2 separate regions of the Mus musculus genome follow, and region 2 is linked to region 1. A link is a loop called in an ENCODE intact Hi-C map of the cell type or tissue named here. Cell type or tissue: left cerebral cortex. All regions are shown on one strand. Each heading gives the region's core, and the rest is flanking DNA. Links, peaks and the distances in the headings are about the cores only.

The links. Hi-C counts contacts between places; a loop is a spot of excess contacts. Peaks named below come from ENCODE experiments on the same cell type or tissue, not always from the same donor. Only the 100,000 strongest peaks of a DNase experiment are listed, where the experiment ranks them.
Region 2: a loop joins it to region 1, with 4 times the contacts of the local background. A loop is called at or near these places in 11 of 42 quality-filtered maps.

Annotation. Positions count from the first base shown.
Region 1 is chr15:54,275,264-54,287,465 of GRCm38, forward strand. Tnfrsf11b (tumor necrosis factor receptor superfamily, member 11b (osteoprotegerin)) reads right to left here and starts at 3,221. Exons shown (of 5, transcript NM_008764.3): 1 at 2,952-3,221. The coding sequence starts at 2,984. In left cerebral cortex, for the core only: a CTCF peak has its summit at 3,908 (motif pointing left); DNase peaks (open chromatin) are centred at 2,896, 3,034, 3,350 and 3,900; H3K4me3 peaks cover 1,213 bases; H3K27ac peaks cover 1,015 bases.
Region 2 is chr15:54,409,464-54,421,665 of GRCm38, forward strand. It overlaps Colec10 (collectin sub-family member 10), which reads left to right and starts at 1,311. Exons shown (of 6, transcript NM_173422.3): 1 at 1,311-1,462. The coding sequence starts at 1,315. In left cerebral cortex, for the core only: a CTCF peak has its summit at 4,582 (motif pointing left); a DNase peak (open chromatin) is centred at 3,471.

The sequences.
Region 1 (12,202 bases), core at 1-8,000:
TGGATGATGAATGGTATCTCCTTACCAAAGAGCTCTCTGCTTGACTATGCTAGTGAACGTTCTAGGAATGCTAACCTAAGGACTGCGCTCCTCTCCTCCACCTGCATACCTTCGACTCTCCCAGAAGAACCCAGTGTAGACTTCACCCACCACATGGTTTTCCATCTCTCACTTGGATGTCTTCATCTCCAGCAATACATGTCCATTTGCCCCCTCACAGTGAGAGTGGGAGGTCATCCCTTTCTTTGAGAATTGTTAGTACTTCCATTATATAGATGGTTCTATATCATCCTCTAGTTACCTGTTGTCATATGGATAGTGCTAATGAGAAGCAGGGACTTCAATGGTTGTGTTAATTCATGCACCTCCCTTCCCTGCAACCATATTATAGAAGACAGGAACTTCAGAGGGAAGAAATGCAGTCTGTTATTCTGCAGGTAAGTGGTGTGTGGATATTTGAACTGGGTCTAGTGGAGAACCACCATGTTGCAACTTCCCTTATGAGTTCACGAAGAAAGGCTGACTTTTTTTGATAATTCCTCAATCATCTGGAGCTTCCTCTTTAGGAACGGGTATGACATGCAATACTTGTCTCAAATCTGCCTCTTTAAACAGGATGTAAGGTCCAGAAGTCAGGAACCAATGATACCTCACTGGATGCTAACATTGTTCCCACTGACTAGTACAATGCCTTAGACAAAGAGCTAAATATCTGTAGTGAGTCAGGTTCCTACAGCCACACCTCTCTGTTTGCCAGGGGAAATTCGTCCTCTCCACATGCAAACTCAGTGTGTCCATTTCCAACCATTCATAAAATAAAGTCAACCTTAGCAACTAAAGAAAGAGTAAGATCCTTTCTATTCCTTTATATATTCAAGACACGTTCAAAGCTGTCACTTCTGACAATGTATTATCTAAAATGAGTAATATTTAGGTACATATCTCCTTATATAGACCACCTATAAAATTATGACATTTTTTTCTATTTGGGAACAGTTATGGGGAGAAATATATATGCTATTTTGTTAAAATCCAAAATGTAAAGGCAGAATACAAGAAGCTAGAAAGAATAAAATCATCACCATATTAACCATGGGCTTATTTATACCAGCCAACACCTAAATTAATTAAATTTTTATGAGGCCATAGAAACATGGAATACAGGAGAGTCAGCAAAGCAAACTGTTCTGTATATCCAACACTAGTGATGTATCTCTGAGATCTTTGAAAAGACCCAATGTGAAAACTACATGAAGTTCATAATAAAGTTTAATTACATGCCAAACCTGTTTGTGCTATCTATTATTCTGACTATGAACACAGTAGTAAAAAGGGAGGGATGCACGGACCTTTATGGGAGGTACTGATATGTAATTGTAGCACTTTCTGCCAGCTCATGGGTGCTCAATTTGATAAAGGCACTTAGGCACTACCACCTGTGCAAAGCACTCTATGCTCTTTCCTCTTTTGAGACTTCCATTCATTTGTTGTGTGTCAGTGCAGATACACATGTGCCAGAGTGTGTCAGTGGAAATCAGAGGATGCCCGTCAGGAGCCAGGTCTCTCCTTCCACACAGGTTTTCAAGGATTGAGTTCACAATGATTGGTTGTAAGTGCCTTTACCCATGGAGCCATCTCACTGTCTCTAAAAATTGCACTTCTTAAAAAGTTCTTCTTAGTGGAACTGGAGGGATGGCTCAGCAAGAGCACTGGCTGCTCTTCCAGAGACTCGGGTTTCATTCCCATCACCGACATGGCAGCTCACAACTGTCTGTAACTCCGGTTCTAAGGGACTTGATGCCCTCCTCTGGCCTCAGTTAGCATCAGATGCACAAGCAGTACACAGACATACATGCAAGGGAACCACATATACACCTAAAATAAAGTAAAATTAGAAAATTCTCCATATGTCCATATTAGTGGATATATGTAATATATATGTATATACATGTATACATATCTGCATATGTACACATGAAGTTGGCATATGTATGTATACTCTCCTGTCCACTTTTTCCTAAGTGACTTTGGTATTACATATGATTGTCTGTGTGTCCCTGAAGCTCAGGGAAAGACTACATAGTTTTTAATTCTCACTATGTGAGCAGGAGGATGAAATTGAAACACTGACTCTAGTGCATTCCAGACAGAGAAATCACTCAAAGACAGACTTCTCTGTCTGATTTGTAACTTCATGTGTTTCACAGGCTACTGATGTGAAGGAAACAAATTTGGGGCATGGAAAAAACTTGTCTATAAACCTAAATAACAATTTGCCAAATGCCTGAGCCAATAAAAGAGATTCCTTTATTTTCCAAACAACGTTTCAAAACAGGTTTGAACCATCTTTCTTTATAGTTGAACTGATCTGGTTGTTTAACTATATTCTACAACGTAATAATCATTAGTCTGTTCATATTTTTCACACTACTGAAGTTGAGAACTAGACTAATAGAACTTTAGTAAAACAGCAAATTGCACAGAAAAATAAGAGAATATTTTCTGTATTGCCCACAACCCATATGTAAGTTAGGCTAATGTTGTTTCAGACTATCCTCTCCATCCAAACTTTTCTACAGAAGTTTCAAAAAAGTCTGGCCTCTCTTTCCAACACCTGCAGTAATAAAAAAGTTCGGTGAAGCGAAGGTATGGTGTTCCACATAAGAACATAAGTAAGTAAATAAATAAGGTAAATAAAATGAATAAAAACCAAGCAAAAAAGTCTTTAAAAAGGCCTCTCTCCGTGTCCCTCTCCCATCTGCATAAACTCAGCTGGAACTTTTCATGAAAAAGCCATTCACTCTTCAGGGCAGCCTGCTGCTGTAGCTAGAAAGAGGCTTCGTGTTCCAACCAAACCCCAGCTCCCTCCTGAGGTAGCCGGGCTTGGTCCCCATCAGCAGGAGGGGAGGTCCCGAGCCCAGGTGGTCAGCAGCCTCCTGCCCACGACTTACCACCAGGAGTGCGCAGCACAGCCACTTGTTCATTGTGGTCCTCGGGAAACCTCAGGAGGCAGCCGCTGGGTCAGTGCTAGGTGCGTCTCTGCAGCCCAGGCAATCATGACGTTTTATATAAGGTCGGGGCAACAGGAAGTATGCCCTGCCTTTGATCTATTAGTCTCTGTCTGGACAAACCTTGTTCCTTTTTAGGAACCTTGGGAGCTAGTGGTGGGGCTTTGGGACACTCCGGGGTTAACGCTTTAGGAGCCGGAGTGGGAGGATCCTGCGCGGAGGCGTGGGACAAGGGAAGGGAATGACTGATTTCTGCAGGGGGAGAGAGAGGGGGAAGGAAGAAGAAAAGAAGGAGAAAGCCACCGCTGAGCTGAAGAACAAGGCAGCAGCTGTCCCGCTGCCTCTGGGAGTTCCGAAGCTTTTTCTGCCAGCGGCTAGCCTCAGGGCAGCTGTGACCTGTGGTGAGAGGCTGAGTACACTTGGGGGAGCCGCTGGGCAGCCTCCAGGCTCTGGCTCCTCTACCCGAGGTTTCAACTTCAGCAGCCTATTGCCACATGTCTCAGTCACTGTACCCTTTCTGGGAGAAGGCTGAGGTTTTCGTTTGGCCTATTATCTAAACTCCTTCCCAAAGATTCTGTAGCTCCCCAAATAATCCCTCTCGCGTAGGGATGGCATTGTCCTCAAAAACGACTGAGAGTTTGTAGTCGTTAACATGCAAAGTGTCCTGGGCCCGTTAAAGAATTTATTTGTCCAACTCATATTTACCTGGGTTGTCAGAAGCTAGGGAGAACCAGAAGAATAAATTCTTTGTACCTGGAGTAGGAAAACCTTACAAGCATCGCTTCCCTTCCCAGCATCCTCTTTCATAAAGGGTTGTTGGCTCCTTAGAGTCCTAACCACTAAGCTTCTGGTCAAACGCCTCTTCACCCATTAAGTTGCCTCTTCACTGCCCTCTGCTGTTGGCACGTTTAAAGATTTGCAAAATAAGGTTCTTCTCCCACCCATCAGCCGTCTCACTGGTTAGAAGTCACTGTTTCCAAATTGAATTCCCATTCCAAGATGCCATAGGCAACTCTCAAGTCAGCTGTAGGTGGTCACTCAAACCTGCATATAATGTGATGCTTACAGCGTGATTACTCCTTGCAGAACTGGCTTCTCTATCAGGAGCTGGGTTAGTGAGATGTCTCCTGAGTAGGGCAAATTCTTCTGTCAACAAGAGGAGCTCCACCTCTTCACAGCACGATGGATCTCATGCTATCATGAGTTCAAAGTAGTTCACTCCATCAAGACATTTTGGAGGAAGGAAAAGCTGCATGATTCTATACTAGTCTCCTGTGTTTTAGTTTCTACTGCAACAACAGTGTGATAACAACACTTACCATCCAAATAAACCTAAATGTTAACTTTCAAGCCCTGTGTAAGTGGCAGAGCTATTATTTCTGTTCAGGAATAGTTGTCTGGGATATTAGCTGAAAACATTTTTCTCAAAATGTAACGTGATGTCAGGGTGCAGTAGTGGCAAAACCTAGAATCATTTGGAAAAGCAGCTGCAATGAGAGATTGATTATCTACACAGAATTGGCCTGTGGGTCTGTTTGTAGGGCACTGCCTTAATAAATAGATGTGGGAAGACTCAGCCCATTGTGGGCAGAACCATTCCCTAGGCAAGGTGTCTTGAGCTAGAAGTGCAGAAATAAAGATACAAACAAGCAAGTACACGTGCATGCATTCTTTTCTCTCAGCTCTTGGCTCTGGATGTGATGTGACAAATTTGAAGTCCCTACCCTAACTTTTCCACAATACTGGGTTATAACATGGAGTTATAAATTTAAGCTAACTCCTTTATGCCCCACCCTACCCTCCAAAAGGTATGACATTCTGAGACATAGATTATAAAAATATGTATGTCTTTCTAAGCCTGTTTCTGCTGTAACAACAACCCTGGTGTTGTAGAAGGAGACAGCAAGTAAAAACATTTAAAATCATATTAAATATATGTCCACATTTTCTTAGTTGTAAGAGTAAAATAACAAATGCACGCAATGTAAATTAGTGCTAATAGGAAATATTTACTAAAATAAGGGTTTGCAGGGTGTGTGTGTGGGGGGGGCAAAGGGTGTTTGTTTGTTTGTTTGTTTGCTTGCTTGCTTGCTTGCTTGTTGGAGATATGGTTTGTCTATGTAGCTCTGCCTATCTTGGAACTCACTTTGTAATCAGGCTGGCCTTTAATTCACAGAGATCTGCCTGCCTCTGCCTGCCTCTGCCTGCCTCTGCCATCCCAGGACTGGGATTAAAAGCACATGTTGCCATGCCTATCCTGTACCTTATTTTTCCAGCACTTAGGTGATGGAGACAGAAGGATCCAGGGTGCTGACCAATATCAACCTTAGCTGAATATAAGTTTCAGATACCATGAAAGTCGCCCCCACCACAGGGCTAGAAACATGGGAATGCACCAGTACTGTGTTTACCTGGGATCATACTTTAGTACCCATAATTGTATCGCAAGTGCTGCAAGCACTTTACTGACTGAACCATCTCCCCATGGTATGAATTCTGCATGGTTACTATTGCATCATCACTAGATAGTGTGGCCCAGCTGGATTGGAAGTCTGCACTGACCCCAACCTCAACCTTACTGAGATCTAAGATTATGGTCTTCACCACCAGGCCTCACTTCAATTCCAGTTGGAATTGATCTTGGGAAAACCAGATATGAATCCTTTAGTCCAGATCCCTAGTTTTAAGCCTTAGTTCCACATCTTCCTACTTATGTAACCTCAGACAAATGACTAAGTCATTTGAGTATCTTTATCTGTGTAGAGTGTTAATCAATCTACAGATTGGAACTACTTCCGGATTTGGATGGGGATTTGGATAAAGCATAAAAACACTTGAGAGAATAATATCACACAGGTTTTGATAAATTGTGTGTGCGTGGAGGTTCCTTACTTAATTCTAGACAGTCTTCTGTAGTCCAGATTATGTTGGACTGCCTACCTAGGCGTGGCTAACCTGAAACTATGAATCCCATTGCCTGAATCATTTTCTAATGCTGGGATTATACTCTTGTGTCATTGATTCTGGCTTTCATTCTGTTTTAATTGTTGCTAGTTACAATTTAAGATCTTAGGAAACTTGTAGGAGCACGAGGTGAACTTATGCTCCTGGGAGCAGGAACCCTGTATTTTCCTGAGGTATTCCCTAAAGTTTATAGCTCATGCTTCTGGCTCCCTGCAATATTGGGGGGGGGGGAGAAGCATGCTAGTGGCGGCCATGGGAATAGGGTAATTAGCTGAAATGGTGATGCTAATTTGGTTATCATTTGTCACTTGACACAAATTGGAACATCATTTATCTTGAATCACACAATAGACCGGGTATTGACTATGTATCTCAGACTTTGACTGTGGGCTCTTCATTAATCACTTGCTAGCAGGAAACTGACAAGAGACTGTGAGTTATTGGCCATTTCATTTGTTATGTTCGGGTACCAATCTGACCAACCCCTTGGGATATCCCTAAGTGATCTTCCACTGTGGATAGCAGGCCCTGGACACTTGAAACTACAGTTCATCTCAAGAATTAATTGGAAAGGACCTGAAGATATGAACTAATCCCAAGGGGATACATTTGAATGGTAACCTGGAAGACTACATTCATCTTCCCGTGACAGGGAGGTCCCTTACAGGCAGAGGCCATTGGGATAGTAATCAAGAGTCCAGTAAATTTAACCTCTGTTGCTGGATATGAGGGATGCATGATGCTGGCTTTCGAGGCAATACCTTTTCAAATATAACACAAATTCATTCTCCTGAAATCTTTAAATGAAGTCCTATATTAAAACATTTTCACTGTTCATGATGTTGATTATCCCCAACAGCATTGTCCATCTCTCTGTCCTCTAGAGCAGTCACTTCTAACATTTAGAAAAATGGCACCTGAACACTGTGTGCTTCCAGTTTGAGAGCAATTTATCTTTATAGCACAGTAGCTCCGTACCTGATATAGAAAATCATTTATAACCATCATCATAATCGGGATAGCTGAAACCCGGACAATGATTGATTAGGTGATCCGAGAGACAGGTCATGCTCTGAGGTGACAAGGTGACTGATCAGGTGTTTAAAACATTGCAAGCTTAAGCTTCCTCCACTGAAAATCAAGAATAGTCATTTTGAACTTGTGCGTATAAAAAGAACATTAACTTGAAGAATAAGAACATAGTCCTCATTATTTCTTCAGAATGAAGAAGAACCTTCATTCTGAAATAGAATGATAGAAAGAAAATCATAGTGCTGACAGGGTACAGGTCTGATCTTTTCATTCATGTTTGCTGGTTGCTTCATTAACAATATTCTAAACCTCAATTTTCTGATTTTTGAAAGTATTATATAGTGTGTTAAGAATTGGATGGAAATATTTTGGGTTTTGGTATTTATCTATCTATCTATCTATCTATCTATCTATCTATCTATCTATCTATCTATCATCTATCTTTCTATCTATCTTTCTATCTATCTATCTATCTATCTATCTATCTATCTATCTATCTACCTATCTACCTATCTATCTATCTATCTATCTATCTATCTATCTATCTATCTACAAAGTATATGAAAACACCAAAATCAATTGGAGCTCTTTTTTGATGGAGTTGCTCTCTAGCTGATTCTAGGCTCTGCATTCAAGTGTTGGGATAAATAGCTACTACACTGAAGTGACTCAATGTTCATGTGATTTGTGCATCAAAATAGTGGTTTATTTGTCTCAGCTCCAAACTTTGCCTCTGTAACTCCTTCTATGCGTGATTGTTTCCAATTCTAAGAAGGGGCAAAGTGTCCACACTGGTCTTCGTTCTGAGCTGAGACAAAAGGATAGACCATCTAGAGACTGCCATATCCAGAGATCCATCCCATAATTAGCCTCCAAACGATGACACCATTGCATACACTAGCAAGATTTTGCTGGAAGGACGCTGATATAGCTGTTTCTTGTGAGACTAGGCCGGGGCCTAGCAAACACATAAGTAGATGCTCACAGTCAGCTATTGGATGGAGCACAGGGCCCCCAATGGAGGAGCTAGAGAAAGTATCCAAGGAGCTAAAGAGATCTGCAACCCTGTAGGTGCAACAACATTATGAACTAACCAGTACCCCGGATCTCTTGACTCTAGCTGCATATGTATCAAAAGATGGCCTAGTCGGCCATCACTGGAAAGAGAGGCCCATTGGACACGCAAACTTTATATGCCCCAGTAAAGGGGAATGCCAGGTTCAAAAAATGGGAATGGGTGGGTAGGGAAGTTGGGGGGAGGGTATGGGATAGCATTCTAAATGTAATTGAGGAAAATATGTAATAATAAAAAATATTTTAAAAAAAAGAAAAGAAAAAAAAAACAATAAAGAATTTCAATGTAAAAAAATTAGTGATTTATTTGGACATTAAACTTAGTCAATCTCAGAAAAATATAATCAGAGCTATGTGCCAAGTAGAAAGAAATACATCTGCAAAGGGGACCTCTGAACTTGTGTGACTTTAAAGTTGAGCTCTAAGAACTGAGCCTGTTAGTAGATGGTGCGAAGGCAGAGATGGTCTTGGAGAATGACCACTGGAAGTTGGGGAGAATGGGTGAGCAGATCTACAAAGGAGGAACGATGCTATGATTTCAAGAAACTAAACTCCATCCTCAGGATTTAATTACCTCTACCAATACTCCTTGTGGTAGATTGAATAGAAATGCCCCCCCCCCATAGGTCCATAAAGGGTGGGGGTGGCACTATTAGGAGGTGTGGTCTTGTTGGAGTAGGTCTGACCTTGTTGGAGACAGTGTTCACTGGGAAAGGGTTTTGAGGTCTCAGATGACACAGCCACATCTAATGTGGCTTTCATGTAATGCTGCCTGACAATCCAGATGTAGAACTCTCATCTTTTTCTCTAGCACCATGTCTGCCTATGTGCTGCCATGCTTCCTGCCATGATGATAATCAACTAAACCTGTAAGCCAGCCCCAATTGAATGTTTCCCTTTATAAGAGTTGCCATGGTCCTGGTGTCTCTTTACAGCAATAGAAATCCTAACTAATTCACTTTTTTCCTGATATCAGTCCATTGGAGTGGTTAGATTCAAAATAAAAATGGGGTGGGGGGGTTGAGGATATAACATTCATCCTATAGCAATATGACTTTATGTGGGTTATATTTTTCTAAATCTCACCCTGCCAAAGTCTGAGGACCATGCATCCAAGCATGTGGGGGAATTGCAGGTTGGTCTCCAATCCAGCTGAAGTCTGAACCCCGATGGTCATGATTTACCTATATGACACAGTAGGCATTTCCGCATACTCCTGGAACTCCGGCCCCTGCCTAAGGTACCACCTCCCACAGCCCCCACAAGAGAAGCATGGTCAGTAGTCATGTAAGCAATGGCCAAGCTTCTGACCTTCAAGCTAAACTCCTCCCCAGTTACCTAGCAACAGTGAAGACCATTAAAAGTGGTGCTCAGCCCCCACCTCTCTCTTTTACTCCTTTGTTCCTCTACCTCTCACTTCTCTCACTTCTCTCTCATCTTCCCTTTCTCTTTGTCTTCTCTTCTCTCCTCTCCTATACTTTCTCTCTCTCTCTCTCTCTCTCTCTCTCTCTCTCTCTCTCTCTCTCTTTCCCTTTCCCTCTCCCTCCCCCCCCTCTCCCTCTCTCCCTCTCTCTCTCTCTCTCCCTTCTCTTTTCCCCCCTGCATTTCTATAATAAAGCTCTTAAACCATAGATAGTCTCTGTTTCTTCAAGTTCCGCTGTACACTCTGATCTGTGTCTGGAACTTTTTCCCCTATTCCCTCTCTACCACAACCCTGGTGGCTTTAGCAAAATAGCTTCAGGGGGTCCCCAGGCAGGGCTTCCCCTTGACCAACCCCTGAAGAGTGGGATAGAGTTATACCCACCCAGGGATGAGTGGATAGGGTAGGTAGCAGCCCTCCCATGCCTGACTAACTAGAGAATAGGGAAACTTTGGCGGGGTGTGGGCATCTTTTTCCTATCCCTGGGCCCCCCTGGCCTGGGAACCCCCCACCCCGGCCTCCCCCTTTTTTTGTTCCCAACACAAGCATAGACACACAAGAACTATGTGGTAAGCTACAAATCATTGCCAAATGTATAGTATCTCTGGAGATGCATATTATAGAAACAGGACCAAATATGTCTTCAGTCCATAACAGAGGGCTTTGTTCCAATCAGCTAAAGAGGCATGGTTTCATATTGACACTGTGTGTGACCTTTCCTGCCAATCACTGCAATTACTCCAACTGAAATTTCTTGAAATCCAGATATCAATCTTAGTGGCAACACAGTCCCGAGAATTGGTTCCTTAATTAAACAGTGGTTTGTTTTCTCAAATGAGCATTCACCCAAAGGCTTCTGAGCAAATAAATATTCACAAAAACAGCATGTTAAAGAAACATGCTATTTACGGCTCCTGTTCAACTCAAAACCTCGACCATTTTTTCCTTGGGAGAATCTACTCACCTCTCATATTAATTTAGCAACTCTTATTGTCTACAAACCCCTGTGGAATTTTTCTGTGCCTACCTAATGGAGTTATGATATATGGGCTCCGAAGAACTAATCTTTTAATAGACAATTAGCTGCCTCTATCTGGGAAAGAACCTTCCTTAACTAAATCTATCCTTGGGAAGCAGAGGCTAGGATGTGATAGTTTTTGCAGAATTAATCTACAAGACTGAATTGTTTCTTCAAACAAGGGTTTGTTTATAAAAGTTTGAACTTAAAGGAATACCTTTATGTGAATAGCCAGTTAAAGAGGTATGGTAGATAATCTTCCTTGTCAATCTGACTACAGTCAGAATCACCATGTGGACACACTTCTAATTGTATCTGTGAGCATATTTTCAGAAAGACTTAGGAGGAAAGCTTGATCTGGAGGTGGGTACAGCATCTAACAGGCTGGGATCTCTGACTTGATAAAAAGGACAAATTGTGCTGAGGGGCCAGCATTTATCTCTTTGCTTTCTTATTATAAATGTATCATGCATTTATACCAGCATGCCTTCCTACCTATCACAGATGGTGTTTTCAAACTATTAGTCAAGACAAAACTTTCCTTTAAGTTGCTTTTTTATCAAGTATTCAGTCACAGGAATGAGAAGAGAAACGAATACAAGAAGGAACCACAGTCATCTAATGTTCAGCAAACAAACAACATAAACAAATCAGGAAATAAAGTCTATCTAAGATTTAACACGCTACTAACATATTCAGATAATGTTTACTTAGCCATCTCCTGAATATTCAAAAGCCTGTATCTCTACTCAAATTTTGACTACTTCTTCCACAAACAGTAGGAAGCTATTGATACATCTTAAATGGGAGAAATAGTTTGATGCACAGGCTAAAGGATTACTTCGTGTGATGGAAATGTGAAATATGAAGAAGCAGAAGGACTACCAGATAGCTCACACCAGGAAGATCCTCATTAAACCCTTAGGTCCTGAGAGATAGAAAAATTAATTTCAACTCCATCATTTACAACCAAAGTGGCTTTGGTGATGTCACTATATGTCTCCTGGTGTCTCCATCCTCTGGATTTTATTTATAAATGTGAATATTCTAGTCACTAATGAATTCATAATACTACATGAGGATTCTAGCAGAGCCAAATAATGGGACAGTTTTTGAGTCCTAAAGCACTCTAAGTTTCTGTAGCTTTTAGTAATAGTTAACTCCCTTGATCCTACTTTTAATTTGCATTCAAAATGAATAGAAAGACATTAAAAAGCTAAATGTGAAAAATAAACAGCTGACATACTACATATTCCAGTCTTACCAAAAAGTAGCTTGAATACTTTCATCCTCAAAGAATAATAGATAATTTAAAAGACAGACAAGCTATGATACAATGTAAACACATATTTAAGTCATTACACAGTACAACATAAATACGTATAGTTTTTACTCATCAATTTATAAAAAGACACCAAGGCAGGTTGATGATACAGCACAACAGCAAAGCAGAGCGTTCACATGGCTTTCTGTTCTGCTCCTAGCACAAGGAAAAAAACAAACAAACAAACAAGAGTAAGCAAAGAAAGCAGCAGGGAGATATCCAAAGTGAAGCATTTTTGCTAGGGGCAGATGTGACAATGTGTGATTGTTTTAACTTTTAGTTTTAGTATCTATATGTTTTCTATATACTTGTTAATTATTTTTTGCCCAAACAATGGCGTCATCTTGAATGTTCATGGTGTG
Region 2 (12,202 bases), core at 1,539-9,538, 140 kb after region 1:
TGGTCACCCTAGCCAAGTTGGCAAGTTTTGGGTACAGTAAGACATTATAGCAGAAAATAAGGTAGAGAGCACTTGATTGACAACTAATGTCGACTTCTTCACACAGGGCAGAGAGAGAGAGAGAGAGAGAGAGAGAGAGAGAGAGAGAGAGAGAGCGCACAGGGGAAGGAGGAGGAGGAAGAGGAGGGGGAAGAAGAGGAGGAAGATGGGGAAGAGGGAAAGGGGCTAGAAAGGAAGTGAGGGGTAGGGACATGGAAAGATACAGCGAAACACAAATTTTAAAAAGAATAGAAAAGGTCTTTTCAATGTAAATGACTGATTCTAATTTTCTAATAAGTTACAATCAAATCTAGACTGTTCATAGTGAAACACACTGTTAGATGAGAATACAGATATACAGAGAAATACAGGGACCTCGATCACCATAATGTCTACCCGTCTGTCTCAAATCCATACAGTCTATATAAAAATCATCTGTCATTTAAGAAATATAATTGGACACTTTCTCCACAATTAAGTAAAGAACTTGCTACAAACATCACACGCACATATTTGTATTTTACCATAACTTGTCAGCTATTATTGTGGAGAGAGACAAATCATATCTGTTCCTATCTTGTCCCATTTTCCAAATAAAGCTGTCTTCATTTTATGTTATTTCCTTGAGATAGTGTGCTAGAAGGACAAGTGCCAGACCATAATTATATGCATTTTTAATAGCTTTCATTCTTATTACCAGATTGACTTACAGAAAAAAATTCATTCATTTGGAGCTTACTCTCAGGGTAATTTATGCTCTCAAGAGAAAGAGGTATGTCATAGAAATTATTAACAACATCTGTGATCAACTGCCACATTCAGTCACGAGCACTCCATTATGAGAAACTCAAAGCCATGCCTGATGCTTGCAAAATGTGCAGAAATCTCAGGTCACAACCTCCCCATCACTCCCAGAATTCAACTCAATGCAAACTACAGAGCCAGCTGGAGGTCTAAGCACCAGTTAGCTCTGTACTCTCTGCTTATGGAGAGGTTTGCACTGACCTGAATATCTGAGTGTTTAGTTTAGAGATAATTTTCAATAAACTGTTGTCATTGGAAAAGAAACAGTCTGGACAATGTATGGTCCATTTGGGATCCTGAGAAAGTAAACAACCAAGGGAATGCCTCCTTGCTTGCCTTTGCAGCCATTTCTGGAATGTACTTTCCAGATACCTCCTTGTTTTAGTTTGTAGCAGAAGGTTTTACTTTAAAAAAAAAATAATGCTGTTTATTTCGTGTGTCTTGGAGACCCTCTGTTGAAGAATCACAGTCATGAATGGCTTTAGAGTCCTGCTTCGAAGCAACCTATCCATGCTGTTGCTGCTAGCTCTCTTGCACTTTCAGAGTCTGGGTCTGGATGTTGATAGTCGATCAGCTGCAGAAGTCTGTGCCACACATACCATTTCACCAGGACCTAAAGGTGAGGAAGAAACCTCAAATCTCATACAATATATGGATCTATTTCCTCGCCTCAAAGCCACCCTAGCTGCTGTGTGGCTTCTCTCCCCCTCCTTCTGAGTTTCCTCTGATTTCCTGTCTATTTTTCAAATCAGTAGACTATTAGTTATTTCCTATAGGCTTCCCTGGATTGTAAGTTAGAGAAGGTGGAAAAGGGTGGAATCCTAGGATAAAAGTGTGATGTCGAACACTGAGGACCCTGAGACCCTCTTCCAGTGCGTTTAGATGGGGGTGAGGATTCATAACCTTTTGGTTAGACCACTTTCCTTTATTCTAGAGCTGCCTTCCTTCTTCTCTTTCCTCACTCATATTGATTCTAAAGAGAAATTTAGCTAGGAGGCAAATTTTTTTTTCTAGAGTATATCTTTTGTAATTAATGGTTTCCTAAGTTCCAATGTGGAAGATTATTTTTAACTAAAGATCCAAAGTAGAATACAAACGAATATTTTTATTTGAAAGTGGAATCTCTGAGGTCAACTGCCTTCAGTGGAGAATGGTAAAATATTGCTTCCCCCCCTCCCCAAGTAGAGTCAAGGTCTAAGGTCCAAATCCCCTTCTAGCACTAGCTGTTGTTGATATTTTTTCCTTGGGTGGAGGGGTGGGCATGCAGTTAAATAAATCTGTTTTCCTTGTGTCAGCTCTTACCCTTTTGTTCTGAAAGTGGTCACTGCACTGCAGATTGGTTCTGTTCTATTAGTAATTCATGCTATGCTTCCTGAGGCTATTGGAAGGAAGAATTGTAGCTGCTAAAAAAATCTCAAATAGAAAAAAAAAAGATTTAAAAGAAGAAAGGCAGGAAAGAAACATGGCTCGATGCTTGTCAGTTATTTAAATGTGTATTGCTTAAAGTGCATTTTTCTTAATCATTGAATTAATTTTCTCCTGTGATTGCAATCCAGCTTCTAACCTTTGATACCATAAAATAAACGGAGGGAGTCACAGTGAGACCTTGGGGCTTCCAAATCATTTCCGTGGTGAATAAATGAATAATGTAAGGGCAAATGTTCAGAGAGGAAAGTTTTGGTTAGAAATAGTATTTACTGAAGTCTATTACTGGACCTTTCTCAGAATACAAGGAAATTGCATTTTCCCTGTGGTGTCCTGAAGACTGGATGTTAAAGTCTTCCTCAAATGTGCAACTGAGAGAATCTAGTTGATGGTTTTTTTCCCCCTTGAAGAAAAGCTGCAATTTTTACAATGGAATAAGAATGCACAAAAAGCTATTAATTAAATACCCTGAACATAACACATTCCCATCCAACAACTATGTCCTTTGCAATTCAACTACTAGACATTGACTGTATATTTTAAGTCCCCATCTTAGGCACAGCAGTACACTAAATATATTAGTGTCATAAGCAATAAAGAGATAAGTTGTTTTTCATAGGTTTTCTGAGAGGGTATTGAGTTGGGACCTGGGCATGATACTGCAGAGCAGATGACAACAGAAATTGTACTGACAGGAACAAGTCTGCCGAATGAGCTTAAGAAAAACATTCATTAGTTCTGGCTTTCCAAAGGCCACATGCAATATGGAGTAAAAATCTTAAATTTCTGCAAAATCAGCCAGGTACCACAACATTCAGGAGGTTGAAGCAGGGGAATTTCAAGTTGAGGATGACCCTCATCTACCTGATGAGAAGCAATGCAAGTTTTTATAAGAGAAAAAAAAAAAAACAAGGCATCTACCTTCCAAAAAATTAAACAACTTTATTTCATTTTATCCCTTCAACCTAGCGTGGAGTTTATTGAGAACCAGTAGCATCCATAAGTCTTCTTTAGTCATGTCTTCACCTAGTGCAAAGGTAGAGTCATCTTATTAGAGATTCAAGTACCGTTTTAAACTTCGGAAGCTGGCCTATCTTGCTGAGCCCAGAGAGAACTGTGAACAGATTCTAAGCTGGTGCAGAAGGGTAGAGCCACAAGCGTGCCTTGAAGGAGGAGCTGAGACAGTGCCTCAGAACACCGCGTTTCATGGTCTCACATCTTCTAGATGCGGATATGGTTTCCTCTAGTGGAGCATGTAGTCTTCACACCACAGGCGTTCTATGTTTCCTTCTCAGTAAAGAGATTCCATGATTCCGGATCACACTGAATATTTCCCAAGTTCTAGGCTCCAAATGTTATCTAACACAGGTTTGAGGTAAGATAAAGATTTCATCTCAGGACTTGTCTCTAGGTAGCAAGCTTGGAAATGGATTACAAGCTCTGGCTGAGCTCCTAGTTGACTTGTATCGGCCTTCACAGTGGAGTAACCTCTGTATGTGTATTGATGCCTTTCCTCTGTTCTAGGCACAGTACTAGAGGTGAACACACATGGGACCTTCTTATTCCTTGTAAGAACTACAATAGGCCTCCCCGACTCCAGGAAGGCAGGTCTAAATACTGCACTCCTTGCAAGGGGGAATCACAGCTTGATGGCCAAGGAGACATTATAAGGGGCCAAGTTATAGGATTTTTTTTCTTTAGTATCTTTCCACCATGGATAATCATCTCATTTCTGTGTTTACCAGCACAGCAATACTGTACTCGGAAATTTCCAGGTTCCCCGAGAAACAGACAATTAAAAGAATGTAACTCTAAATTTGTTCGGGAGAGTGGGAACTAAATAAATTATTCAGACCTGCAGATGAAGCACTATCCAGTTATAGAATATGCTGTTCAATAGACAGGCATTCTTTTTAGCATCATTTCTGAATTGCATCCTACCAGAGGAAAATAACTAGTTTCTATTTGATCTTCTCAGGGTTCAGCTTCTTCACCTGAAAACTTGGCCTTCATCATATATGTTTCTTATTTTGAAGATATATGAATCACCATAAACTAACCTTGTACAGATATCACAAATGCATATTTAACAAGTTTGGCTTTTCTTTCTTTTGCCTGACTCTCACATGCACCAAGTAACAATATGGGGGTTAAGCATTCTAGTTGCAAAGACTTTATTGCTAAAAGTCACCAATGTTATATTTCTTTCTATACCTGAAATGTTTATTTTATACTGCTTTGCAGAAAATATTTTTTAATCCCTCCTACTGCAGTCTCTTTTTACAACTTATGTGAAAGTCTGACCTCTAGTGGTTTTAGTTGTAAACAACATGGATGAGAAAAAAATTAATAAAAACTTTAAAGACTTTTAAATCAGTAAGGGGTATTTGGCAGATGTTTGGCAAACTGCAAGTCGATTTTGAATACACTGTCCTGTTTAATTTTCACACTACCCATCTCTATTATCAATATCCTAGGCATATGTATGAGGAAATAATCTTTAGAAAAGCCAAGTAGAGCTCCCAAGTTCAGTTAGAGCTAAAGTTATTCTTGAATTTGCTTGGCCTCTTGTCTAGGTCTAGTCATTCCATGATATAGTTTAGTTTGTAGTTGTCCTATATCACACTTAAAAATACAGCCACTGGCTACCTTCTGATGATAGTAACTGGTTGTTCATTGTCACAGGACATTGAACTCAAATCGCCTCAGTCTGTTGGTGATATTGGACACTAACGTATCTTTAAAGAACGTATATATCCTCATTAATCATTAAAACTGGTGCTTCATTTATTTGGAAGTAAGCATTATTTTACTGTAGTAACACATGCTAAATAAAGTATTGTCATTTGAAACTATGTACGTACTTTGCCGCATGGTTCCCTTTAGTTATCTCAATAAACTTGGCAAAGGATATATAATTTCTATTGGCCAAATAAAGAAACTGAAGCTCAGAGGTACAGAGTCACTAGTGTAATGCCACTGAGTGGGAAAGGGCAAGTTAGACTTGGGTTCACCACAGCTCCATTTGTATTCTCTTTTGCAGTCAGCCTGCTGAATGCTCTAGTTAGCCAGACCATGGCCCTCAAACCATGCTGAGTGTGATGGAGTACTGTATGGAGCCAGAAGCTACCTGATTTGAGTTTTACTTAAAACTTTCGTTGGTCCCTGTGAAACTCACACAGGGGGAGAGGAGCACACATATCTATGCACAAAGCAATACATGTATGGCATATGTGTGTCACAGCTATTTTTTTTCACTAAGAGAGGCCATGCTGTGAGGGAAGATGGGTGAAGATCACCCCCATGGGGAGGAATAAGCTTTTCCTGAAAATTTGATTAATCATGGAAAAGAGACATATATTTGGTCATCCTCTTTAGTATTTAATGTGGCTCTATATTGCAGAATTGATGCAATTTTGGTTATTTCTCCAAATAATTCTCAACCTCCAGGAAGAAGAAGGGTTCTTGTTACGTCCTCATATAAAAAATTGGATATGCCCAGGAAGATTTGAATCTCTCACCTCCTTAGGTTAGACGTATATCACCTGCCAGGCAACTCTCAATGATCATTTGGTTTGAGCCCAGTTTTGTGAATTTGAAGTCTAGTGAGGCATACTAATGTCATGCCAGTCTCACGGGCGTTGGTGGAAAAGTTCCAAGTAGAGCCGAGAACCTAGACCTTTTCACCCATCCTGTTTCATTATCCATGACCTCACAGTGTGTGGTGGTTGCTTGGATTGACAAGATAGCATTAGAAAAAAAGAGGTCTATGAGATCAATGTGTAGCATGACACAGGATCATACTGATGAGGTCATCTCTACATGTTAAGCTGCGTGGTCTTTGCAAGTGATTTTTACAGAGCATGTAAGCAAGTAGTTTGGTTTCTTTAACTTTTAGATTCCACATTGAGGGTATTTGGGACCATTTTCCCTCCCCCATTTCCTTTTGAGTAGATGCCAAGATAATGTTTCAAAGATAGGTTAAGAGGGGAAGTATAAAACCCTCATTGATCAAAGTGTAAATCAGGGGCAGTGAATGGTAGTGATCCTAAAAGTTATTTGTTACATTTTATTAAAGGCATAATCCTTATTCTGTACCTCTCCCCAATTCTATTATGTAACTATTTCTGTATGTACAAATCTCTGATTGAGACCATAGCAACAGGCTCTTGCATATTGATAAAACTTGTTGGCTTTGTATGGATAGATAGATATAGATTAGATATAGATATACATATAGTTATAGATATAGATGTAGATGTGTGTATGATTTTAAATTTGAGATCTTCAATAAGTATATATGTGTGTATATGTAATATATGGATACCTGTTATATATGAATATATGTGTATATATGTACATATTATAAATGTATATATAATAATATGTATACATATATGTATATAATTAGCCTTGCTGCCTAAAATTTTTGGTGCCCTCAACTGTAAATGGGAGAGATGGGTGTCATACCCATTAAAAGCTTATTTTAAAACAAAGGTAATTCTAGCATGCATCTCAGTTATAATTATTTTTTCTGCCCCCTTCTGTTGCTCTTACTGGTCACCATAAACTTGCTTTCTCTCCACTTCCATTCAAAAATTCATTTATAGGCTTAACAAATTGGCTTTACAAATGCACCTCCCCTGGGAAGATCACAACTTTTTGCCCCTTTTTGGAACTTCATATTAGCTTCTAGTCCCACCTCAAACTCACCTTCAGTTTTCCAGGGCACACAATTCCGAGACCCCAGTTTTCATTTACTTGCATTTCCCTTTCTCTACTTTTCCACCTGGACTTAACATCATTTATTCCTAAAGTTGGAATAGTGGGCTTTTAATGGGGATTAAATGAGCTTTGGGGCAAATGATATCAAAGCCTGGTTTTTCTCACTTGCCACGTGGGAAGAGAATTCTCTACCTATGTCATGGTGTTACTGTGAGCAAGAAGGAGTTGAGCCACATGAAAGACTTAGTATATATACTTCTCTTTCCCCCCCCCCCCACCTCCTTATCCTTGTCCTCCTCTTCCTCCTCCTTTTCTTTCTTTCTTTTTCTTTCTTTCTTTCTTTCTTTCTTTCTTTCTTTCTTTCTTTCTTTCTTTCTTTCTTTCCTCTTTTCCTTCCTTCCTTCCTTCCTTCCTTCCTCCCTTCTTCCTTCCTTCTTCCTTCTTCTTCTTCTTCTTCTTCTTCTTCTTCTTCTTCTTCCTTCTTCCTTCTTCCTTCTTCCCTCTTCCCTCTTCCTTTCCTCTTCCTTTCCTCTTCCTTTCCTCTTCCTTTCCTCTTCCTTTCCTCTTCCTTTCCTCTTGCTTCTTGCTTCTTTCTTTCTTTCCTCTACCTCCTCCTTCTTCAGGAAGCATTATGTCAGCTACTGCCTACCCTGGGCAACATATTCTGTTCTCCTCCACCCACTGTTGGGAGGCATAGGTCAGGCAACAAGTTATATCTCTTTTTGTTCTCTATTTAGCCTTTGGAACTTCACTTGTACAACCTGGCAACTTTTTAAAAATGCTTTTCTCAACAGTCACAGCTCATACCATTTCATTCCCTAATGAGTCTGCCTGCTTTTATGCATTAAATTATTTGATCTGCAATCTTCTATCCTATCATAAAGGTCTTCTAAATTATATTTTATAGCTATCTTTGCTCTTTTAGCGTTGGATTGTAAATACATGCAATAAAATTCTGAACTCCAGATAGTCAAGTGAAATGTCATCTAAATAATTTAATATTGGGGAGTTATTTACTATGATTGTGCTTGATTTGAGAACTCTGTAAGCATCATTTCAGGTCTCTTGTTGCCACTTGACAATACTTGTATCTTTTTAGCAAATTATATGCACATCACTTAGAGTTTACAACAGGGCTCATCCATTATTTTATTTTTAGCGCTGCTGACATGTATGGGGATCACAGCCCTTGTTTAAAAGGGAAGAAAACTCAAGCACTGCTTTTGCTTATGGTTCCACTGAACTGCTATGGGCAAGTGTGTTAAAGAGAAATAAAATCTGACTTATTCTCTCTCCTTAACACCATAACCACCATGCTTGTGTATGCATCACTGATACCATATCTATTAATTGAATCGTGTCGCATCAGAAGAACTAGCCCTGCCTGAATAAACCACTGATACCAACTTCGTTGACCAAGTGACACCAACTACACCTTGCATTCAAGCTCTTCTAGATTCATTTATTTGATGTGAGCCAAAGTGCTGACATCGTATGAAGTAGTATTTGATGAAGTAAAACAATATTTTCAATAGTGATGCTTTCCCTGTTCTAAAATGAAGCCCTATCTAGGAAAAACAATATCATTCAGAGAATAAACTTAAAGTCACCTCTTTGTTATTGGACCATATTCTGGGCCACCTATGGACAAGGCAAGGAAATATATGAGACTCATATGTCTCTTCAAACTTAATATGGAGTGAGATGGACATAGCAATATGTGGGAGACTACACTGAAAGTCCCCTCAGAAAATGGACATCTGGAAATATTAATTTACCAGTGTCATCTTATTGCTCAGTTTATTCCTCCAACAGCAAGGCAGGCCATCTTTCAAGTATTGTGTGGCATAGCCAGTGCTGAACACATGGAACAACCCACTGCCAGGAAACTAGGAAAGTCACGATGCAGGGAACATGGACCATTTTCCTATATACTGCAGCATACCTAAAATGGGATTCCCTTTTCCAGGTTAAAATTAGCATCCATTGTAGCTTGCTTATCGAAGACTTAAAAGCTAATATCCACATTTAAGCAAACAAATACCATATTTGTCTTTCTGCATGTGAGTTACCTCACTCAGAATGATTTTTTTCTAGTGTCATCCAATTAACTACAAATTTTGTGATTTCATTTCTTTCATCATCTGAGTAATATTCCTTTTTGTTAATGTGCCACATATTTCTTTATCCATTCTCCTGTTCAAGTGCCATCTAGGTTGTTTCCAATATCTGACTATCATGAGTAGAGCAGCAGTGGAAGCAAGTGCCTCTGGAGTAGCATGAAGCATCCTTTGGGATTATGACCAAGAGTAGAATAGCTGGATCTTCAAGTAGATAGATTCCCATCATTCTGAGGAACTGCCACACTGGTTTCCATTAAGGCTGTACAGGTTCGAACTCCCACCAGCAATGGATGTGGGCTTCGTATTTCACATCCTCACCAGCGTGATTTGTCATTAGTTTTGTTGGTCTTTGCCAATCTGACTAATGTAAGAAAATTCTCAAAGTAGTTTTGTTTTTGCATTTTTCTGATGAATTGAGTTTGAATTTCAATGGAGATTGCATTGCATCTGTAGATTGCTTTTGATACAATGGCCATTTTTACTATGTTAATCCTGCACATGCATGAGCATGGAGATCTTTTAACCTTCTGAGATCTTCTTCAATTTCTTTCTCTGAGGTCTGAAAGTTTTTATCATACAAGCCTTTCACTTGCTTGGTAAGAGTTACCACAGGATAGCTTTTTTTTTTTTTTGAGGTAATTATGAACTATTGTTTCCTTGATTTCCTTTTCAATCTTTTGTAATTTGCATATAACAGGGTTACTAGTTTTTTGAGTTAAAAAAAAAATTTTTTTTTACCCCAGTGTTTGATATCTTTTTTTTAAATTTAATTTTATTTTTATTAGGTATTTTCCTCGTTCACATTTTCAATGCTATCCCAAAAGTCCGCCATACCCACCCCCCCAATCCACTACCCACCCATTCCCCGTTTTGGCCCTGGGGTTCCCCTGTACTGGGGCATATACAGTTTGCAAGTCCAATGGGCCTCTCTTTGCAGTGATGGCCGACTAGGCCATCTTTTGATACATATGCAGCTAGAGTCAAGAGCTCCGAGGTATTGGTTAGTTCATAATGTTGTTCCACCTATAGGGTTGCAGTTCCCTTTAGCTCCTTGAGTAATTTCTCTAGTTCCTCCATTGGGGGCCGTGTGACCCATCCAATAGCTGACTGTGATCATCCACTTCTGTGTTTGCTAGGCCCCGGCATAGTCTCACAAGAGAGAGCTATAACTGGGTCCTTTCAGCGAAATCTTGCTAGTGTATGTAATGGTGTCAGCGTTTGGGAGCTGATTATGGGATGGATCCCTGCATATGGCAATCACTAGATGGTCCATCCTTTCGTCACAGCTCCAAATTTTGTCTCTGTAACTCCTTCAATGGGTGTTTTGTTCCCATTTCTAAGAAGGGGCAAAGTGTCCACACTTTGATCTTCGTTCTTCTTGAATTTCATGTGTTTAGCAAATTATATCTTATATCTTGGGTATCCTAAGTTTCTGGGCTAAAAATTTTTATTGGATATTTTTTATTTACATTTCAAATGTTATCCCCTTGCCCAGTCTCCTCCCCTCCCAAAACTTCTATCCCATCCTCCCTCCTCCTTCTTCTCTGAGGGTTTTCCCCTACCCACCCACCACTCCCAACTCCTTGCCCTCAAACTTTTATCCAGCTACATTGCTGAAAGTGTTTAATCAGCTATAGATGTTTCTTGAGCAATTTAAGTTTACTTGTGTGTACTATCATATCACCTGCAAATAAAGATACTTTGACTTCTTCCTTTCCAATTTGTATACCCTTGATCTCCTTTACTTATTGCTCTGGCTAAGACTTTAGGTCTTGAATGGATATAGAGAGGGTAGACAACCTTTCCTTTTCCTAACTTTAGTGAACTTGTTTGACTTTCCATTTAAGTTGATGTTGATTGTGTATTTTCTGTAAACTGTCTTTATTGTGTTTAAGTATGTCCCTTGTATCTCTAATCTCTCTGAGACTTTTATCATAAAAAAAATTTGGGGGGGGAGGATTTGTCAAATACCTTTTCTTCAACTAATAAAATAATCATGTGGTTTTTATCTTTCCTTTGTTTATGTGGTTTATTACATTTGTCTATTTACATATGTTGAAGCATCCGTGCATCTCTGTGATGAAACCTACTCCTTGATCATAGTGGATGATCTTTTGGGGATGTTCTTGGATTTTGTTGGGAATTTTTGTATCCATGCTCACAAAGAAAATTGGCAATTCTGTAAGTCTCTCTCTCTCTCTCTCTCTCTCTCTCTCTCTCTCTCTCTCTCTCTCTCTCTCTCTACTGGATTTTATGTGGTTTGGGCATCAGGGTAACTGTAGCCTCATAGAACAAATTGGGCAATATTCCTTGTCTCTATTTTGTGAAACAATGTAGGAAATATTGGCATTAACTCTTCTTTGAAAGTCTGATATATTCTGCACTTCAGCTACCTGGCCATAGATCTTTTTGTTGTTGTTTGGGTTTTTGTTTGTTTGCTTGTTTGTTTGTTTGACATAACTTTTTTCTATCATTTTACTCTGAGGTGGTATCTATACCTGATTTTTTTTTTAAGGTGTGTTTCTTGGATACAGCAGAAGAATAGATTCTGATTTTAGATCTATTCTGGCAGTTTGTCTTCTTTATTGGGGGGGGGGGGGTTTGAATCCACTGATGTTGAGATACATTAGGATTTGTTGATTCCTCTTATTTTTGTTGTTGTTGTGGTGGTGGTGGTGGTGGCACTGCTGCTGCTGCTGCTGCTGGTGGTGGTGGTGGTAGTATGTGTATGTGTTTTCCCTCTTTTGATTTACTGGTTTGGGATTATTCAATATCTGTGTTTCTTGGGTATAGTTAACATTTTTAGCTTGGTGTTTTCTTTCTAGTGCCTTCTATAGGGCAGGATTTATATATAAAGATATTGTTTAAATTTGGTTTTATCATGGAATGTCTTATTTTCTGTCTGTTGTGAATGAAAGGTTTGCTGTGTATAGTAGACTGGGCTGGCATCTTTGCTTCCTTATGGTCCTACAGAACATGTGTCCAGTTCTTTCTGATTTTTACATTCTATAATTGAGGAATTTTGTGCTAGTCTGAGTCCATTTTTATATGTTACTTGGCCTTTTTTCCTTGAAGCTTTTAGAATT